2 separate regions of the Homo sapiens genome follow, and region 2 is linked to region 1. Evidence: read pairs that join two places in POLR2A ChIA-PET (ENCODE). Cell type or tissue: OCI-LY7. All regions are shown on one strand. Each heading gives the region's core, and the rest is flanking DNA. Links, peaks and the distances in the headings are about the cores only.

Region 1 (10,942 bases), core at 1,940-9,939:
AGTATTTTTAGTTGGATACCACAGATAGTGCATTTATGGCCTTAGTTCACCGAATAGAGGGGTCGTTTCCTTTGCCGAACCAGAATTGGATGTTGGCTGCCAGGCTTGTGTTCTGGGACATCCAGATGTCGGGGTATTGTGGGAGCGGTGCACATGAAGGAAGCTCAGTGACTCCTGGCAGGTACTTCTGTTATAAAGCGGTTTCAAAGCCGTAGACACCTTTTATTCAGGGCTGGTAAGCTTCACTGGTGTTTTTGGTCTCCTGCTTTTTTTTTTTTTTTTTTAAATCTGATTACAATGGTGTTGCACACTGTTGTGGTTTATCGTTTTTTAGTGATCCTGTTGCTCAATAACCCTCCAGTGCTCTGCTCTGAAACAGCACCAGAACTCCACCTAAGCGAGAGATTGCTTATTTGTTTTTAATGTTAGTCTATATAAGTCAATGGTCCCAAACTCAAATGTCCACAGGAACCAGGCAAGTAATATGAATGTGTAAATAGTGCTCTATGTGAACAATCTCAAGTCGTGAGACCTGTGGTAAATTTAGAAACAACAGGTCTCATCTAAAGGCATTGAAGTTCAGTTAAAAAACTTAAAACAAACAAAGAAACAAAAAACTACATGAGGTGGGTTCGGTCCCAAGGCTACCAGCTTACGATCCTTGGGCTATAAGCCATCTGACTTCAACTATCACTGCTGTGTTTGCTCAGTCTCAGAGGTACCGTATTTATGGATGTGAGCCTTTTATAGTTTCATTTATATACTTGATTTCAGCTTTTGCCTTAGATGAGAAGACTGGCTAACTCTGGGATAAGAGTGCCACCAAAATTTTCACCCACAGATTGGAAGCACATCAAAAGAAATCATATCTTCACGGAAGTCATTTTTTTTTGGTTCCTGGCCTTTAGGGGCTGAATCTGTTTAGAGAAGTAGAGATGGAAATCTCAATCAAAACAGTTCTGAGTATTTTACATCATTTAAAAAAATTTGCATCACTGAAGAGAAGGAACCCTAATCATTTGAAACTCTCACTTCTGCTTTGCAAGTTGTCTGCTGGCTATATTCAGTCCTCTTTGTCTTCTTGGTCTTAGGCAGGCATGGGGTTAGTGGCCAGGGCAGAACTGGGAATGGGACAAGTTTGTGTTCATTCTTCTCCCTACCCTTGTAACAGCCTTAATTTCTGTATCTCTGTTTCCTATCTGGGGTGCCCTCTAGTCCTCATCTCTGAAGGGAAGGAACAAAGAGATGAGTGAATTCTTTACTCTTAGCTGTTAGTCATCCACCGGCTTTTCCTCCAAGGGATGTTTAGTGTTTTTAAAAGAACCTGATGGTAGAACAGAAAATCAGAGTTTAACCCAAGGTATCACCCTTCTAATGATAGTATTTCCTGTACTGCTAAGAGCATAATCTGGGGCTTGGTAGCCTCTCAGAGATAGCACCTTGTGTTGTCCCCTTTAGGTTAGAGCTGCGGAACCAGCACCAGCCACTGAACATGAAGAAGGTTTTGACTTTATCTTTTTAAATTTGCATTATTCAGACCCATGTCAGAGTCCACGAAAATTCTTGCAAATGTGTTTTTGTAAGAGCTGGGTGTCACCCTGCTTCCCCGTATTTGGTGTTGGCCAATGGGAGAGTTATGGGAATGTCATATTCCTTCCTCAAAGCCACTTAAAGCTGTGCTAAATTTGCAGGGTTTTTTTTTGATAATGCTTTCTCCTCAGGGTACTCTCTCAACTTACTCCCTTCAGGAAAATTTCTTGAATGAATAGTCCACCAGTGCTGTCTCTGCTTTCTCAACACCAGATCATTCTGCAACCTCTTGCAATTTGGCTGCTATCTCTAGTCATGTTACTAAGTTATCTTTCTCAAAGAATCTCCATTGGTCACCCAACCATCATAGCCATTGGTCTTCAGCCTTCACTTCTGACTGGTTATTCTCTACCTGGGGGCATTTTTCTTTCTTTTCTCCCTCTCTTCCTCTTCTTTGGCTGGCGTTACTTTTTTCAGTCTCTGAAGGGAAGCTCACTCCTAGGAGACTTGCTTAATAGAATGTTTATCGCCTGCATGTCTTTAGCAAAGAGGTGTCTGGAATTCCCATCTGGGATTTATTAGTCTAAATATTCAGGTGGTCCAGTGCCGGATGTTAGTTCTTAACTTAAAGGAAACAAAGTTTCCAATCCGAGGATGGTGAGATTGCTGCTGTTCTACAGTGGGCAGCCGCTGCTGGTGTCTTGCTTGCCCTGGAAATGCCATCAACTGAAATGGAATTTTGTTCAATCCATCTTATTAATAGTTCCTAAAGCAATTGTGGTGGGGTTGATAGGTGGCTAGTAAGGTTGCCTCTGTAAAGATAAGCACAATCCATTAATTAAGTCTGGAGTCCACTGGACTTCTACCGGGGATGTTTGCATTTGCTCGGCACTCTGTTTATAAGGATGTCGAAGGAAGTGCGTCCATTCTGTGCATGTTGTAAAACAGAAGGTTTGCAGCTGTCAGATTTATTTTTTTCTTGGCTCCTTTTCTGACAGAACTTTTGTAAACTTGATAGTTTTATAGATTGTCGAAAATTACTAACCTCGGTTCTGCAGATGCCATGCAGATTTTCTTGTCTTGTTTTCTTTCTTTGAAGATAGCAGATATTTATGTACATAGTTTCTTGTAAGGTACTTTTTGGGGAAGAGGAGATTAAGATTATTCTTATATGCTATCATAATTCAGTATTATGAAATTATTAAATGATTATTTTATTAGTTATATAGTGCTTTGAAAGTGTCCAGCATGCATTGTATGCTCTAGAAAGGAGAACAAACAAATGCAAGGTATAATCTTGTGTTTTAAATAGCTTATGGAGCTGCCTCAAAGACAACTAACATCAAGATTATCAACTTTAAGTATAGCACAAGTTCACTGTAGAAGTATAGGTCCACTGTGGGCTTCAGTAGGCTTTTAAGAGGAGTTGGGACCTGAGTATGGCTTTGGGTAGGGTAAAAAGCGGATATAACAGCTGAAAAAATAGACCAGCAGCAGCTGCCCCCGCTGTGTGACCACACAGGGTGTCATGATTCATCATAAGGTTTGTCTCAAGTAATTTCCAGTTAATGAAAACAAGTGTCAAAAATTTCTGAATGATTCCTTTTCAAACCACTCATATCTATGTGTGTGTGGGCGCACATTCATGATTTTGCCTCAAGTAGCATCATTCACACTCACTTGCATTGCCATTGCTTTCTTTGAGAGTGAGAAGTTGGTACTTCAGCTGGTGTATTAGTCTGTTTTGCATTGCCAAAAAGAAGAACCTGAGTAATTTATAAAGAAAAGAGGTTTATTTGGCTCCTGATTCTGCAGGCTATGCAAGCATGGCACCAGCATCTGCTCAGTTTCTGTTGAGGCTTCAGGAAGTTTTTCCTCATGGCAGAGGTGAAGAAGGAGCAGATGTGTCACACAGAGAGGGAGCAAGAGAGAGGGGAGGAGGTACCAGGCTCTTTTAAAGAACCAGCTCTCGCATGAACTCATAGAGCAAGGACTCACTCGTTACCATGGGGAGGGCACCAAGCCATTCATTAAGGATCCACCTCCATGACCCAAACACCTCCTATCAGGCCCCACCTCCATCACATTTCAACATGAGGCTTGGAAGGGACAAACATCCACACTGTAATAGCTGGCATCCTGGGAATGGGGCCTCACCCACAGCCTGTCCTATTGGTGTTGCCTTCATGGGTGCAAGGACTGAGGCAGCCAATTCTTGTGTGGCAGGTATGAATTAACATATTTCTAGCCTCAGTGAGCATTTGAATTTTCAACCCACTGTCTTGTTTAAGGGAAACTAGCTTAAAATCTGTTAGGCAACGCTAACTAGAGATGATGGCTTTACTGACTGCTGCAGGAATGGAGAGAAAAAAAGGCCAATCCAGGAAACATTTTGATGTGAGATTAGAAATAAGGGGAGACAGAGCAGCATAAGTCAAAGATAATTGTAAGGTTTGTAGCCCCCAGTGCCTAAGTGAGAAAAATTTATAAAGAAATATAATATTAAGTACGGTTAATATTAAGGCTCCATCTGTGCCTTCAGGGATACCCCTAGATAGGGCGAGCCTAAGGAACCATTCAAGCAGACAGGTCCTAATGGCAGCTGGAAACATGTAGGCTAGAGCAGAGCCTTCCAAATGTTCTTGGCTCATGCACCCTTAGTGGTCTCAGTAATTTTTTTCATGCCATTTCTAGGACAAAAGAAATACTTAGCAGTTTCATTTGTTAAGTACTTAGTTCCAAACAACTTAGTATTTCTGTATTGATAACTTTGTAGTTGTACAAAATAATACATATATATTGAAATATTTAAAAATAATGTTTTTACGTTACTCTTCATTTCTTAATGGAATGTATGTACCTGTTGGGCATTGCATATATTGGTCAGGGTCTAATGAGAATATAAAGTACACAGTAATTTAAAGGAAAGTTTAAAATAAACAAGTATTAGCTAGGAAAACAATATGACAGTTCCTTTAAAAATGAAAAATAGAATTACCATATGATTTAGCAATTTTACTTCTGGGTATATACTCAAAAGAATTGAAAAGGCATCTCAAAGAGATATTTGTAAACCAAAACCCAAAAGGTGGTAGCAATCCAGGTATCCATCTACAGAAGGATGTATAAACAAAATGTGATATACACATACAATGGAATATCACCCAGCCTTAAAAAGGAAGAAAGGAAGGAAAGTCTGACCTGCTACCATGTGGATGAATCTTGAGGATGTTAAGTGAGATAAGCCATCACAAAAAGACAAATACTCTTTAATTCCACTGAATGTAAGTTACCTGGAGTAGTCAAATTTATAGAGACAAAAAGTAGAATGGTGGTTGCCAGGGGCTGACAGGAGCAGAGAATGGCGAATTAGTCTTCAGTGGGTACAGAGTTTCAGTTTTGCAAGATGAAAAAAGTTCTAGAGATGGATAGTGGTGATGATTGTACAACAATGTGAATGTACTTAATTCTCCTGAACTGTATATTTAAAATTATTAAGATGGTAAATTTTATACTATATGTATTTTGCCACAATTTTTAAAAAATACAAAAGAAAACTGTTAAGAAAAAGAGAAGTAGTTCACTATAATGGGGACTAGCTAACAGGAAGTAAAGAGAACTTTAAATAACAGAGGAATAGCAGATATAAGGAGCAGCCCCTACCCGTGGGCCGTGGGTCTGATAGAGCACCCAAACACATGCTTCTCTCTGCTCCAGACCTTGCTGGAGAGGTCATGGCCTGCTGTGGCTCCTGGGCTGGCAGAGAAGTCACTGGGGTGCTATGCTGGCAGAACTTGCTAGAAATCTACCCTCTAAGATGCTAAGGAAAGCTATTCATGTGGAGGTCTTTCACTGGATGCATTCTGCTGCAAAATCAACCGAGAGGGATGCCAGTGGAAGCTGCTGGAGGCTGGGAGGTGCTGACCATCATGTTCAGCAGGAGCCAGTTGCTGAAGAAGGTGTGGATACTCTAGGAGCCATGCGTGTTTGCAGCAGCCTGCAGAAAGAGTGTACCGGAACCAGGAAGGAAAACTGCTTCTTTCTGTAATGTCTCTACAGTACTCTCCACTGATGAAGCTTAGAATGGTACCAGCTAACAAAAGAAAAAATATGTAAAGGTCCCTTCTGTGTCTTCACATAGTGAGTAATGAAGGGTGAATTTCGAGCTGTGAGGCAGTAAACTTATTGCAGTTCCTCAAACTTAGAAATTGGGTTGAATCCCAATACCCTAATTTCCTGTTCCACATCACATTTCAACTAATACTTGCCTTTTATCACAGCAACCACCAACAACCTAGCTTTGCAAAGAAATGACATCATCAAAAGGAAAATAACACAATATGTTAAACTGTGAATTCGCTTGAAATAGTCATTCATGCAAGCATCTGAGAAATGTTGTGTATTGCTTTGTTTCCCTCAAAGACAAAATATCCTGCACACCTCTGTGAATTTGCTGTAGTGCCCTGAGGTACACTGGCACATAATTTGGGGACCTCAGAACTAAAATCATGTCTTTTTCAGCAACTCTTGACCGCATCACTGTAACATATGAGATTGTAAGATGCCAATTTGGTTAAGACTACGAGTAATGTGTAAAGTGAAAATTGTATGGGGTCAGTATTATTTTAAAAATCCTCTTAGGAAGTTACCAGGTTGGAGGCTGATATACCATCTCCTATTAAGTATAAGACTTACTGCCACTGTTTCCTTAGCATTGAAACAGGTTGCTATTTCTTTAAGACCAGATACTAGAGTTAGCTTGTCTTTGAGGCATTTTGCTAAGAAACAATACCTTGCCTTAAACACAACATTCATTATCAGTGTGTGAGATGCTCACAGTGTAAAAGTCCATGCAGAGACTAGAGGGAGAAGAGGGAACAGCAAATTCCCAGCTCCTTCTCATGCTTACTCTGCAGCATAAAATCATTAGGGGGAATGGTAGCCAATGTACCCATTTAGATCATTTCTTTCTATCTGATATGGGCTGATTATATATCACTGAAATTGAGAAAATTAAATGGCATATGATGGGGCTTTGCTAAGTTCAGTAGTAAAATGTCTGTTGAAACAGACTTCAGATTGAAAAGGTTGGTGAATTTTAGATCTCCTGTTTGTACTAGGAAATTTATGGACTTAATATCATCTTTTTTAGGTAGGCTAGCACATTGTTCAGGTGAGCAGTTTCTCAGAAAATGCATTCATTTTCATGATGCCTACAACTTTGTGAATCATAACTAGTATATATTTCTGCAGCTCTTCTTTAAGGAGAGGCTGAGTAACTTAAATTTTGTAACCTGACCTATTCAAGAGGAAAAACTTCTGATGCATGCCTTTCACTGCTACCTGCAAAAATAACCTCCCATTTTTCCTGAAGCCCTGTTTGGGTAAGTTCTGCTTCAGTTCACATTTTCACCACCTGCTGAGTTTTTCTGTTGAGTGTCAGCCTTGGCTACTCGCAACTGCAAGCCTATGTCAGCCTTTTCTGTCTCCTAAGCAGTCATCAGTTGGCACAATTGTTAATAGATTCTACCCATGTCAGAAACTCAATGCCAAAATCAAATTATGGCAACTAGAAGTGGGTTAGACTTTCAAATAGATCTCAGACCAGGAGTCTGTGGTCCAGATTCCACAAATGGAGTACTACATTTGTCTTCTTTGTGCATTTCACATTTCAAATTTTGTTCAGAAACTTGAATAAAGCTCTTAACTGCTCAAATACAGTCAAGTAGGGCCCCTTACTCAACCTGTCTTGGCATTGTTTTCTGCCCCCTTGGAGTGAGCACACTGAGGAGAAAGATTATCACTGGGTGTCTTGAGCAGAGCTGCTTGCTTCTGAATGCTCACGATAATCAATAGCAGATGTGTGGTAAGCACTGGAAAGTTGCATAACTGTCTCACACTGAATTCAGCTACATCAGCCAGGCAATGTGAGGGGTCTCCACTAGGTTGTTGAAAATAAAATTTAGTTTAAAACCTATGTTTATCTCATCACAAAATTATTTCCTTGCCATAAGGAGTAAAGGCAGTGGTTAGAGTGGAAATAATTTGACAATTACTGCCCTTAGACTTGAATTTTAGTTTAGTATACACAGGAACTTTCTAACGGTTAGGATGGAAATGGAGTTGTTTTTTCAAGGAGGCTGTCTCTGGTAATAAAGTTTGTCAAGGCAATTCTGGATGAATGTCTGTTGCCGGTGATGTGATAGGAGATTGCTTCACCAGCCAGGTAGAGGATTAAACAATCTCTGGCTGGGCACGGAGTCTCACGCTTGTAATCCCAGCACTTTGGGAGGCTGAGGTGGGTGGATCACCTGAGGTCAGGAGTTCAAGACCAGCCTGGCCAACATGGTGAAACCTTGTCTCTACTAAAAATACAAAATTAGCCAGGCAGGGTGGCACATGCCTGTAATCTCAGCTACTCGGGAGATTGAGGCAGGAGAATTGCTTGAACCTGGGAGGCAGACGTTGCAGTGAGCTGAGATTGCACCACTGCACTCTAGACTAGGCAACCAAAGCAAAACTCCATCTCAAAAAAAAAAAAAAAAAAAAAAAAAAAGAATAGACAACATCTAAGGTTTCTTTCAAGCCTGAGTTCCACACTGTGATTTTTGATACCTTTTTCCTTCTGCTGCTTTTCTGAAGGAAGGCTGAGGATGCCTTGGTCAGATGTGATGTCGTGCTGTCCTGGCCACCTCAGCCCCACCTTTCCTCTTCTTCCTGGTGAATCCCTTCTGTGGCCCCTCTCATGCTGTTTCCATTTTGACCCCATTCACCTGAGCACAGGAAAGAAATTCAGCCCTTTTGTTTTCCTTTTCCATTGCTAGACCACACACATTAAATTGCCACACCTATCTGGAATATTTACAGAGCCAGCATTTAGGGCCTCCATATAGACACTCTTAAACAATCTGGGACAATCTGGCCTTAATCATGATTATATTTGGAAAAGTGAAGAGGGGAACCTCATGATTTTCAGTGTTCCATCATGTTCTTTACTCATTTCATCATTATAACAACCCTGTTAAATAAGTGACTTCATTCTTATTGTACAGATGTGCAAACAAAAGCACAGAGAGGTTAAATGACTTTGCCTATTTTTAGAGGAAAAATGAAGAAATAATGAATAGGAAGAAAACCCATCTTAATGCAAATGAGGCACAGCCAGTGCTTGCTCCGCTGATGCGGGTGTCAGTAATCAGGGCCAGGTCTCCCAAATTGAGTCTGGTGTTCTTTTCCTTGCTCCTGGCAGCCCATATCCGATGAGGCTTACTGAACTTTTAATTAAGGTCCTTACTGAACTTTTGATTTAAAAAAAAGATTCATAGTTTCAGGCAGCTGAATAAATAGAAGCTATTGAATTTATAGCATATTTAAAGCATTGAATATCAGGAATTGAATGGCTTCAGTTTAAAGCTGTGATCAAGTCATTTGAACAGAGAGATTTGACGATGGTTCAATGCTAGAACCATGGCCAGCCATAAACTCTATGGGGACCTCCCAATATTAGCAATCTTTGAGTTACTCCTCTGCAAAATAAGGGACTTGGATTTTATAGGAACAGTTTAATACAGTGAGAAAGTCTGGATATAGGAGACAGGAGGCTTAGATTGCATTCATTGTGGTCTAAAGAACATTATTACTTAGTTTTGTGACCTTGAGCAAATCATGTAACCTCCATTTCTTTAATTACATATCTGTAAAATGAGTATGATGACCCAAGGGGGCTAATTTGGGAGTCTAAATAAAACCTAATACAAGACATTACTGCTAAGTACATCCAGCCCTCCATATCTGTGCGTTCCATATTCATGGATTTGGCATCTGTGGATTCAATCAACAGCAGATCAATAATATTCTGAGGGAAAAAAAATTCCACTAAGTTCCAAAAAGCCAAACTTGAATGTGCCGCTACTATGTTGAATTTACGTGAATGAAGTGCTATGTAGCCATTGTATTAGGAATTATAAGCAATCTAGAGATAATTTAAAGCATATGGGATGATATATGTAAGTTATATGCAAATACTTCACCATTTTATATGAGACTTGAGCATCTTCGGATTTTGGTATCCTCAAGGGTCTTGGAACCAATCTCCCACAGATGCTGAGAAATGACTGTGTTATAAAAGAAGGACCGTGGGTCATAAATTGTTCAGATAATATTTTCTGACCTGATTTGGAGAGTATGCTTGTGTTTTATCATCTGCTAAAAGCTTTTTAACAAGGAAGATTTCTTAGAAGAGAAATACACCTAGAAAGCCTAGGAAACAAGCACATCCCAGATGTATTATTGTCTCTCTGTGTGTGCTCATCTCCGATGTCAGCAATTCTTCCCATTCTCTCAGAATTAGGCACTCACATCCAGAGCATTAGTGAATGTGTAGAATTTATGGGAGAAGTCACTGGGCAGACTGAGGAGAGGGATTACCCATAACTTCAAACTCCCAGGACTGGCCACCAGTGGCTTTCTCCTTCCCTCATCTCCACACTCATCCTCAGCATCTTCCTCTCACATGGTTCTGCCCCAGCCCACATCAGCCTCCCCAGTCTTATCCCAGTGCAGATGGTCCCTGACTTACAATTTTTTAACTCTATGTGTATTTGTGTGTGTGTGTGTGTGTGTGTGTGTAGAGAGAGGGGTCTCACTCTGTGTGTGTGTGTGTGTGTGTGTGTGTGTGTGTGTGTAGAGAGAGAGAGGGGTCTCACTCTGTTGCCCAGGCTGGAATTCAGTGTATGATCATAGCTCACTGTAGCCTTGAACTCCTGGGCAAGAGTGATCCTCCTGCCTCAGTCTCCCAAGTGGCTAGGACTACAGGCATGCACCACCATACTCGGTTAACCTTTTAAAAATTTTTTTGTAGAGTTAGGGTCTCTCTATGTTGTCCAAGCTGGTCTCAAACTTCTGGCCACAAACAATCCTTGCACCTCAGCCTCCCAAAGTGCTGGGATTAAATTCATGAGCCAGTGTGCCCAGCCTTACTCTATTTGTATTGTACTAAAAGTGATACACATTCAGTAGAAACTATACTTTGAACACCCATACAACCATTCTGCTTTTTTTGCTTTCAGTGCAGTGTTAAAAAGTTACCTGAGATAGTCAACATTTTATTATAAAATAGGCTTTGTACTAGATAATTTAGCCTAACTGTAGGCTAATGTAAGTGTTCCGAACACATTTTAGGTGGGCTAGGCTAAGCTATGGTGTTGAGTATGTTAGGTGTATTAAATATATTTTCAGCTTATGATGGTTTTATCCTGATGTAGCCCCATCGCTAAGTTGAGGAGCATCTGTACTCAGCACTTAAGGCTACTTGAGGCACAGAGCTTGATCTTCTGCAAAAGTGTATAAATGACTCCACTGTCATTTTAGCATTCCCTTTTTCAATTCTAGTATATACAATTTTCTTTTTTCT
Region 2 (10,942 bases), core at 1,542-9,541, 150 kb before region 1:
AGAATTACCATATGATCCAGCATTTCCACTATGGATATATACCTGAAAATATTGAAAACAGGGACTGAAACAGGTATTTGTACTTCCCATGTTCTTAGCAGCATTATTTACAGTAACTGAGGGGAAGAAACAATCAAGTGTGTTTTAACAGATGAATTACTAAACAAAATGTGCTATGTACGTTCAACGGAGTATTATTCAGCCTTAGGAAGGAAATTCTGACACATGCTGCAACATGGATATAATGCTAAGTGAAATAAATCAGTCACAGAAAGGGTTATAGTATGTGATTTCACTTACATGAGGTACCTAGAATAGTGAAATACATAAAGAATAAAAATAAAATAGTGGTTTTCAAGGGCTGGTGGTGGGGGGAGAATGGGGAATGAATTTAGAGTTTCAGCTTTGCAAGATGAAAGGAATTCTGGAGTTGGATGGTGGTGGTGGTTGCACAGCAATGTGAATGTACTTAATGCCCCTGAACTATAAACTTAAAAATGGCCAAAATGGTAAATTTTATGTTTTTGTATTTTACCATTAAAAAATTACTAAAAATTCAATCCTTTAAGAAATAAATATGTTCCACTTGAAATAAAAGAGAACCTGACTTTTTTAAAAATCAAACTATATAAAAATGTGAAATCACAAGTTTTACTTAAACTTCTCTTTACTCTATCCAATTTCTTCTGCACATCCTCTACAGCTAACCACTTTTATTAGCTTCTGGTTTATCCTTCTGTTTGCAAAAATAAGCAAAAGCATCTATCTAAATTTATTCCCCCTGCTTTCTTGCAGAGAGGGTGGCATACTACATACAGTGTTCTGCTACCTGCTTTTTATTTATTACTACATACCGAAACTGACTCCATATTAACACTTAGAGATCCTTCTTCATTCTTCCTTATGGTTACCCTAATATTCCATAGGTCAAAAATAGTTATTCAACAAGTACTCTCCTCATGGACAATTTTGGTTATTTCTACACTTCTGCTATTGTAGATAAAGCTGACATGACTACCTCTATGCATATATTATTTTGTTTTCATAGAGGGGTATGTTCAGGTTGATTCCTGATAGTGGAATTTGTTGAGTCAAAGGGTAGTATACTCTTCTAAATCCCTATAGAAATAGTTAACAGATCCATCGTTGCTTTATTTTTAGTTGGTCCTTGATGCGGTTGGCGATGGTGCAATTGGTGCTCAACAATTTGAAGACTTTTTATCCCTTCGCAGGTCATGATCTTGCAGGTAATAAATAGCTCAACATGAGCTAATGGTGCCATTGCTTTTGACTTACTACTCTGTTGTTTTTTTTTTTTTTTTTTTGGTCTGGACTGGGGGGAAAATTTAGTGATTTCCTGTTACAGAAGTTAGATTTCTTTTAACTAAACCAACCATCTGTAAATGTATCCGTCATACTGTTAGGTGCTTGAGGATGGCAACATCCAAGAAATCAAGGGCACTGAATGTGATGTGATTGACTGTCTTGAGACTCTATTTATACTCTAGCCAAGTGTTGAGGGATTTTACAATGGAGAGAAAACTAAGCAAATGCAAAAGCTAGCAATTATTAACTTCAAAGGAGGAAAAGATTGTACAGGAAAGAAAGGGGCATGATAACATACTAAGTGATTCTGCTATGAACTATAGTTCCCTATATATGATAAGGTAAACACAAAAATACCAATTTAACCAAAGATTTTTATAAGACACTATCATAATGATGGACAGAGGAGTTTATTCTCATTATGCCGTAGTAGTAAATCAGTAGGTCATTTCTAAAATTGAAAAATTAAGTATTAAGCATGTTATTTAGATATAGGGAGGTAAGTAGTAGGAATAACTAAAAGTTGAAACTGAGATCAGTACTCAAGAGTATGGATGGGCAGAACTGCTAAGTGCTGAGTTCCATGGCAAGTATTATTTAATTTTAACTTTATGTATTGTTTTCATTTTCTACAGATCTTAAAGAGTTATATGCCATACAGAAATTAGTCTGATACAAATTAAAGCAGGGGTGTCCAATCTTTTGGCTTCCCTGGGCCACACAGGAAGAAGAATAATTGCCTTGGGCCACACATAAAATACATTGATACTAACAATAGATGATGAGCTAAAAAGAAAAATCACAAAAAATTTCATAATGTTTTAAGAAAGTTTATGAATTTGTGTTGGGCTTTATTCAAAGCTGTCTGGGCCGCATGCAGCCTGTGGGCCATGGGTTGGACAAGTTTGATTTAAAGCGATTAATTTTCCCCACATACATATTTTCATAATCTTCAGATACATTTTTCTGGTAATATTAAGGTCAAAAGCAGTAATGTTGAAATACTTACACAGATTTATGGCATACCTTTTGTAATCCACTGGGTTTCTTTGCCCACCTCACCTTGCACATCTTCCCTGCCAAAGTGTATGTTAATATTTCATCTCAGTCTTTTTTTTTTTCCTGCATCTGCTCTCCCCTCTCTCATTTCAGTCTTTCTTAAAATTGAATATGGCATTTTACTGCATAAGATTAATATGAGTCAATGTTCCCATTTTAGAGCTTCCAGTTAGTTCACCTCTTTGTCATGCGGTTCTAAAAACTCTTCAATGTTGGGAACAAGTTCTTCTCCGACGACTTGAAATCCATGGTGGGCCACCTCAAAATTATATCGCAAGTCATACCGCCGAAGAGAGTTTGTCTGCAGGTCCTGCAATTCTTCGCCACAAAGCTTTACTGGAACCTACAAACACTCCTTTCAAGTAGGTTTTCTTATGAATGCTATTTGGGTTTTTTTGTTTGTTTGTTTTTTGAGATGGTGTCTCGCTCTGTCATCCGGGCTGGAGTGCAGTGGCACAATCTCAGCTCACTGCAGCCTCTGCCTCCTGGGTTCAAGTGATTCTCCTGCCTCAGTCTCCTGAGTAGCTGGGATTACAGGCGCCTGCCACCACGCCTGGTTAATTTTTGTATTTTTAGTAGAGATGGGGTTTCACCATGTTGGCCAGGCTGGTCTCAAACTCCTGACCTCAGGTGATCCACCTGCCTCGGCCTCCCAAAGTGCTGGGATTACAGGCGTGAGCCACCGCACCTGCCCTGAATACTGTTTTTAAGATAGGAGTTTTACTTTTTGTGCTGTACATTCTTGTCATAACTACTCAACCCTGCCATTGTAGAATAAAAGCAACCATAGACAACATGTACACAAATATATTCAGTTTTTGTCCAATAAACTTTATTTCTTAAAATGGTAGGTAGGCTAGATTTGGACTGTGAGCTATAGTTTATTGATGCCTGCTCTAGAACGATGCTTTTCAAAATAGCTGGTCACAAAAGTGTTAAGAGGAAAGTTTATAGCACTAAACAACAAGCAGTCAACAGATTCAGCACAATTCCTGTCAAATTACCAACATCATTCTTAACAGAATTAGAAAAAAATTATTCTAAAATCAGATGGAACCAGTAGAGAGCTGGAATAGCCAAAGCAATCCTCAGCAAAAAGAACAAGGCATCACATTACCTGACTTCAAACTGTACTACAAAGCAACAGTAACCAAAACAGCATGGTACTGGTACAAAAATAGACAAATAGACCAGTGGAACAAAATAGAGATCCCAGAAATAAACTCACATCGTGAGGATTTGTTCTACAAATTATTTCATCACTCAGGTAGTACTAAGCCTGGTACCCAGTAGTTATTTTTCCTTTTTTGGAGACAAAGTCTTGCTCTATTAATCAGGCTGGAGTAGAGTGGCACAATCACAGCTCACTGCAGCCTCCACCTCCTAGGCACAAACAGTCCTCCTGTCTCACCCTCCTGAATAGCTGGGATCACAGGCACACACCACCATGCCCAGCTAATTTTTTGTATTTTTTGTAGAGACAGGGTTTCACCTTGTTACTCAGGCTGGTCTCAAACTCCTGTGCTCAAGCAGTCCGCCTGTCACAGCCCCCCAAAGTGCTGGGATTTTAGCTGTGAGCCACCATGCCTGGCCCCCAGTAGTTATTTTTGTGATCCTCTTTCTCCTCCCCACTTCCCCCTCAAGTAGACCCCACTGTCTGTTGTTCCCTTCTTTGTGTTCATGAGTTCTCAACATTTAGTTCCCACTTATAAGTGAGAACATACAGTGTTTGGTTTTCTGTTCTTGTGCTAGTTTGCTAAGGATAGTAACCTCCAGCTCCATCCATGTTCCCACAAAAGATGTGATCTCATTCTTTTTTATGGCTACATAGTATTTCTTGTATCTGTACCAGATTTTCTTTATCCAGTCTGTCACTGATGAGCGTTTAGGTTCCATTTCTTTGCTATTGTGAATAATGCTGCAGCGAACACTTGTGTGCATGTGTTTTTTATGGTAGAATGATTTATATTACCCTAGGTATATACCCAGTAATGGGTTTGCTAGGTCAAATGATAGTTCTGTTTTTAGCTCTTTGAGGAATCGCCATACTGCTTTCCACAATGATTGAAGTAATTTACACTCCCACTGACAGTGCGTAAGTGTTCCCTTTTCTCTGCAACCTTCCCAGCATCTGTTATTTTTTATAAATAATCTGTTATTTTTAAATGATAACCATTCTGACTGGTGTGAGATGGTATCTCATTGTGCTTTTGATTTGCTTTTCTCAAATGATCAGTTATATTAAGCTTTTTTCTTAGGCTTATTGGCACGTACGTCTTCTTGTGCAAAGTGTCTGTTCATGTCCTTTGCCCACTTTTTAATGGTGGTGTTTGTTTTTCTTTTTTAAATTGGTTGAAGTTCGTTATAGATGCTGGATATTAGACCTTTATCAGGTACATAGAAAGTATTTTCTCCCATTTCTGTAGGTTGTCTGTTTACTCTGTTGATAGTTTCTTTTGTTTTGCAGAAGCTCTTAAGTTTAATTAGATCCTATTTGTCAATTTTTGCTTTTGTTGAAATTCCTTTTGGGGTCCTTGTCATAAAATCTTTGCCTGTTCCTGTGTCCGGGGTGGTATTGCCTAGGTTGTTTGCTAAAATTTTTGTAGCTTTTGGTTTTACATGTAAGTCTTTAATCCATCTTGAGTTGATTTTTGTGTATGTTGCAAGGAAGGCATTCAGTTTCAATCTTCTGCATTTGGCTAGCCGGTTATCCCAGCACCATTTATAGAATAGGGAGTCTTTTCTTGATTGCTTGTTTTTGTCAGCTTTGTCAAAGATCAGATGGCCAGAGGCGTGTCACCTTACTTCCCAGTTCTCTATTCTGTTCCAGTGGTCAATGTGCCTGTTTTTGTACCAATACTGTTCTGTTTTGGTTACTGTGTTTTTGTAGCATACATCGAAATCAGGTAATGTGATTCCAGTTTTGTTCTTTTTGCTTAGGATCGCCTTGCTATTCAGGCTCTTTTTACGTTCCATATTAATTTTAAAATAGGTTTCTCTAGTTCTGTGAAGAATGTTGGTGGTGGTTTGTTAGGAATAGCATTGAATCTGTAAATTGCTTTGGGCAATATGGCCAGTTTAATGATATTGATTCTTCTTCTCCATGAACATGGGATGTTTTTTCCATTTGTTTGTGTCTTATCTGATTTCTTTGCACAGTGTTTTGTAATTATTGTAGAGATCTTTCACCTCCTGGTTAGCTGTATTCCTAGGTATTTTATTCTTTTTGTGGCAGTTGTGAATGGGGCTGCCTTCCTGATTTGGCTCTCAGCTTAGCTGTTGTTGGTGTATAGGAATGCTAGTGATTTCTTGTACACTGATTTTTGTATCCTGAAACTTTGCTAAGTTGTTTATCAGATCTAGGAGCTTTTGGGCTGAGACATGGGGTTTTCTAGATATAGAATCATGTTATCTACAAACAGGCATAGTTTTACTTCCTCTCTTCCTATGTGGATGCCTTTTATTTCTTCCTCTTTCCTGCTTGCTCTGGCCAGGACTTTCAATACTAGGTTGAATAGGAGTGGTGAGACAAAGCATCCTTGTCTTGTGTTGGTTTTCAAGGAGAAAGCTTCCTGCTTTTGCCCATTCAGTATGATGTTGGCTGTGGGTTTGTCATAGATGGCTCTTACTATTTTGAAGTATGTTCTTTCAATACCTAGCTTATTGAGAGTTTTTACATGGATTGATGTTGAATTTTATCAAAAGCCTTTTCTTCATCTATTGATATAATTATGTGGTTTTTGTCTTTAGTTCTGTTTATGTGATTCATCACATTTGTTGATTTGCATATGTTGAACCAAACTTGCATCCTGGGAATGAAGCCTACTTGATCATGGTGAATTAGCTTTTTGATGTGCTGCTGGGTTTGGTTTGCAAGTATTTTGTTGAGGATTTTTGTGTTGACATTCATCAAGGATATTGGCTTGAAGTTTTGTTTTTTTTGTTGTTACTTCTGCCAGGTTTTGGTATCAGGATAATGTTGACTTCATAGAATTAGGTGTGAAGGAGTTCCACCTCCTCAGTTTTTTGGTATAGTTTTAGTATGAATGGTACCAGCTTTTCTTTGTACATTTCGTAGAATTTGGCTGCGAATCCATCTGGTTCTATGCCTTTTTTGGTTGGTATGCTATTCATTACTGATTGAATTTCAGAGCTCATTATTAGTTTGGTCAGGGAATCATTTCTTCCAGGTTCAGTCTTGGGAGGGTGTATGTGTCCAGGAATTTATCCATCTCTTGTAGGTTTTGTAGTCTGTGTGCATAGAGGTGTCCATAGTAGTTTCTGATGGTTATTTTTATTTCTGTGGGGTCAGTGGTAACATCTCCTTGGTCATTTCTAATTGTGTTTATTTGTATCTTCTCTCTTTTCTTTTTTATTAGTCTAGCTGGCAGTCTGTCTGTCTTACTAATTTTTTCAAAAGACCAACTCCTGGATTCGTTGATCTTTTGAATGGTTTTGTGTGTCTCAATTTCTTTCATTTCAGCTTTGATATTTGTTATTTTTTATCTTCTGCTAGCTTTGGGGTTTATTTGTTCTTGCTTCTCTGATATTTTCCATTATGATGTTAGGTTGTTAATTTGAGATCTTTCTAACTTTTGATGTGGACATTTAGTGCTGTGAATTTCCCTCTTAATGCTGCCTTAGCTATGTCCCAGAGATTTTGCTAAAGCATACCTACTTTTGTTAGATCCTATGGCCCTAGGTTAGGGATCAACAAACTATGGCCATCCCCACAGGTGAAATCCAGACCTCTCCATGCTTCTTTAAATAAAGTTTTATTGGATTATAGCCATAAATCCTCTCAATTGCATATTGCCAGTAGTTGCTTTCCCACTGCAAGTTGACAGTCCCTAATTCAAATCTGAAATGCTCCAAAATTCAAAATTTTTTGAGTACCAACATGATGCTATAAGTAGAAAATGCCACATATAACTATTTAACACAAACTTTGTTTCATGCACACAATTATTAAAAATATAATTTCTCACCTTCACTGCCTGTAATGCCAGCACTTTGGAAGGCCGAAGTGGGTGGATCACCTGAGGTCAGGAGTTCAAGACCAGCCTGCCAACATGGTGAAACCCTGTCTCTACTAAAAATACAAAAATTAGCTGGGCATGGTGGCAGGTGCCTGTAATCCCAGCTACTCGGGAGGCTGAGGCAGGAGAATCGCTTGAACCCAGGAGGTGGAGGTTGCAGTGAGCCAAGATCGCCCTGTTGCACTCCAGTCTGGGCCAAAGATTGAGATTCCATCTCAAAAATATACATACATATATATATATATATATTTTTATATATATATATATATATATTTATATATTTTTATATATATATAATTTCTTACCTTCAGGTTATGCATATAAGATGTATATGAAACATAAATGAATTTTTAATTTAGACATATATATTCAAATATTTCAAAATCTGAAAACATATGAAATTCAAAATACTTCTGGTCCCAAGTACTTTAGTTAAGGGATACTTTACCTGTACATTATCAGACTTGAGTAGTTGTGACAGAGACCATATGGTCCACAAAGCCTGAATTATGTACTAATCCTTTAAGGAAATCCTTTAAGGAAAAGGTTGGCCATATGATCTGCCTCCAGTCATACAGTCTGATTGCAGTTAATTTATTATAATTTATATGGCACCAAGGAATTGTTATCAAGTTAGTCAGAAATTTCTGAAGTTTATCATTAAATTTGCTGTCTCTCTCTGTAGATCCAAACACCATCTGGCACTGTCTGTGAAGAGGCTTTGGCAGTATTTGGTGAAGCAGGAAGAAATTCAGGAAACCTTTATCAAAAATATATTCACAAAGAAACGGTGTCTAAATGAGGTCTGTATAAGTTAAAACCTGTTTACTATTTTATTATTGAAGTCTTTTATATTATCATGTAACCATTAAAATGAGTTGTATTTTACAGATTTTTTGAAAACACGTATCATAAACATAGGCAATTAATGCTTAGAACAGTGTAATTTATAAAAGGGGCAGTATTTTCATAAATCAATTTAATTAATTCAAATGTATTTGGGACTTTTTTCTCGATAAAAATGTTTAATATTCCGCATCTTGTTTTGAATTGTCATGATCATCAATTTAAGAGACAAGATAGAAATTTTCTATGATTTTCATGTGACAGTTAAAAGAAGTCTATCTTAGAAGTTTAATTGTAACTTAGAAGTTTAATTGTATACTGAAAATTTTTTATTTATTTATTTATTTATTTTTTCTTTGGAGATGGAGTCTTGTTCTGTCACCCAGGCTGGAGTGCAGTGGTGCGATCTCAGCTTACTGCAAGCTCCGCACCTCCCAGGTTCACACCATTCTCCTGCCTCAGCCTCCCGAGTAGCTGGGACTACAGGTGCCCGCCACCACGCCCAACTAATTTTTTGTATTTTTAGTAGAGACGGGGTTTCACTGTGTTAGCCAGGATGGTCTCGATCTCCTGACCTGGTGATCCACCCGCCTCAGCCTCCCAAAGTGCTAGGATTACAGGTGTGAACCACCACGCCCGGCCTGAAAAATTTTTATTGTATTTATTTATCTTTTTTGAGATGGAGTCTCACTCTGTCACACAGGTTGGAGTACAGTGGCACCATTTCAGCTCACTGCAACCTCTGCCTCCCAGGCTCAAGCGATCCTCCCACCTCAGCCTCCCTAGCAGCTGGGACTGCAGATGAACGCCACCATGCCTGGCTAATTTTTTGTATTTTTGGTAGAGACTGGGTTTCACCATATTGCCCAGGGTGGTCTTGAATTCCTGAGCCCAGGCGATCTACCTGCCTTGGCCTCCCAAAGTGCTGAGATTACAGGCTTGAGCCACTGCACCCAGCCAACTTTTTAAATATGTACATTTTCTTTTCTGTGGATTATGCTTAAATTAATGAAATTTTACAAACCCAAATTAACCTGTAGTGTAACTGGTTGCTTATACCTTGATATTATCATAATGGGTTTTTTTTTTTTTTTGTCATTTAGTTTAGTGCTAGTAATAAATATCAGTCTGATGATATGGGGAACTTGTTTCTTTCATTGGGTAAGTTTTGTTACTAAAAAGTTCAGGTGAACTGAACAGTAGATGCAGTGATGTAGTCAATTCTTTTTGTCTCCTGGACTGGTAACGAAGAGTTCAGAACTGACATTTGGTATGTGAACCACATTTTGAGTAGCATTGAACTAGTCTGAAAGCAAGCTTTGTACAGTTTTTGAAGTTGGAGGAAACACTGAAGATATTTCAGTTGAAGAAATAAATTGAATGGCTTCACAATAGACAAGTAAGCAAAAAGCAAGATTGACATCTAACCTTTCTACCTTAAAGGAAAATTACATATATATCTCATTGTCTCTCAATTTAAGCACCAATTTTAAGTGGAAACTGTATATGCTGTTATTTACTATTTGCCTCATTTTGTAAATATATTCAAATCGACCAAGTCAGGAAATAGTATGTAGTGTTCTTGCTGACTTAGAAGACTTTTGACCTGAGTACCTTGGTGTAATATTGAAATTTAGACAAACATGAATGTATTTCATTTGTTTATTTGATCTTTTTTTAAAAAAATTGACATATTTGATTAATCTTAGAAAAATCTTATTTTTCTACTGCCGATATATTTGGGTATTTGGGAAATGAAGTAGTTCTGAAAACAATACAAAAAAACTATTGAGCCATTAGATTGTCTAGTTGATTCAGGAATAGACTCATTAAAGAAATAGAGTAGTATAGTCAAGCCAGAGTACGTAAACATAGCAAATAATAAGTATAACTACACATTTTAAAATTTCTGTTATTCTTTGGAGTTTCATGATATCTCAAGAAAATTTTAAAATTATTTTTATTGTAATTATTTTAATCAGGAGCATGAATATGAATGTTGGACTAACAGTTTTGTGACTATCAGTAAGCTGAATATTTTCTCTGAATTTTGTTTTTTTAATGCACAATGACTATAATAGCCCTTACTTTGCAATGTTTTGATAAATAGATTTAACTTATTTAAACCTTGACACAATTAATGGTAGTTATTAAAAGTTTGTTGTTATTGCTTTGTTGTTTTATTCTTGATAGTGATACTCTTAAAATAGTGTCTTTTTGATAGAGAATATGAAAAGAAAAATGTTACATAGTAAAGCATAGATTTGAATGGAATTAAATAGAATATAGAGTTTGTGTGAAATTAATCTTTACCGGAAAGGTTACTAGCCTATTTTTAGTATTAACAAAATCACCTTCCATCTCTTATTTTTCTAAAATGATGATTATGCTTAAATATTTTAGTCAAAGTCACTGTGATTTTCCAGATGGTTAGGAGATACATATATGACAGGCCCTGTATTTTGGATGGCAGGTGATGGGAGAGTATTCTGAGAACTGCTCTTTCTTTATTTCTTTATGTGTTTGAAAATGAAATTTTACAGTTTCTTCATCTGACCCTAAAATCCTGGTTTTCTCAGATCTTTTCTTTTCCTGTTTGGTAAAGTTTACTGGTACCTGTGTTTTAAAATAGAATGTCCTCCCTTTGTATTTAAATAGAAAGTACAGACAAC

What was found. ChIA-PET counts read pairs that join two places held together with the same protein. Peaks named below come from ENCODE experiments on the same cell type or tissue, not always from the same donor. Only the 100,000 strongest peaks of a DNase experiment are listed, where the experiment ranks them.
Region 2: POLR2A ChIA-PET joins it to region 1 with 11 read pairs; 4 of 35 experiments call an interaction of 5 or more read pairs at or near these places.

Annotation. Positions count from the first base shown.
Region 1 is chr5:119,340,822-119,351,763 of GRCh38, forward strand. LOC102723444 (a long non-coding RNA gene) reads right to left here. Exons shown (of 5, transcript XR_007058912.1): 3 at 9,561-9,644; 4 at 8,146-8,303; 5 at 1-5,623. It also overlaps a transcript of TNFAIP8 not described here. Among named protein-coding and RNA genes, the nearest start is that of TNFAIP8, 9.7 kb to the right of the region's middle. RefSeq lists enhancers at 64-193, 254-303. In OCI-LY7, for the core only: no CTCF peak of the experiment used is centred there; a DNase peak (open chromatin) is centred at 3,061; H3K4me3 peaks cover 5,050 bases; H3K27ac peaks cover 5,009 bases.
Region 2 is chr5:119,195,210-119,206,151 of GRCh38, forward strand. DMXL1 (Dmx like 1) reads left to right here. Exons shown (of 44, transcript NM_001290321.3): 31 at 1,162-1,247; 32 at 2,546-2,747; 33 at 8,110-8,227. Among named protein-coding and RNA genes, the nearest start is that of MIR5706, 46 kb to the left of the region's middle. In OCI-LY7, for the core only: no CTCF peak of the experiment used is centred there; no DNase peak of the experiment used is centred there.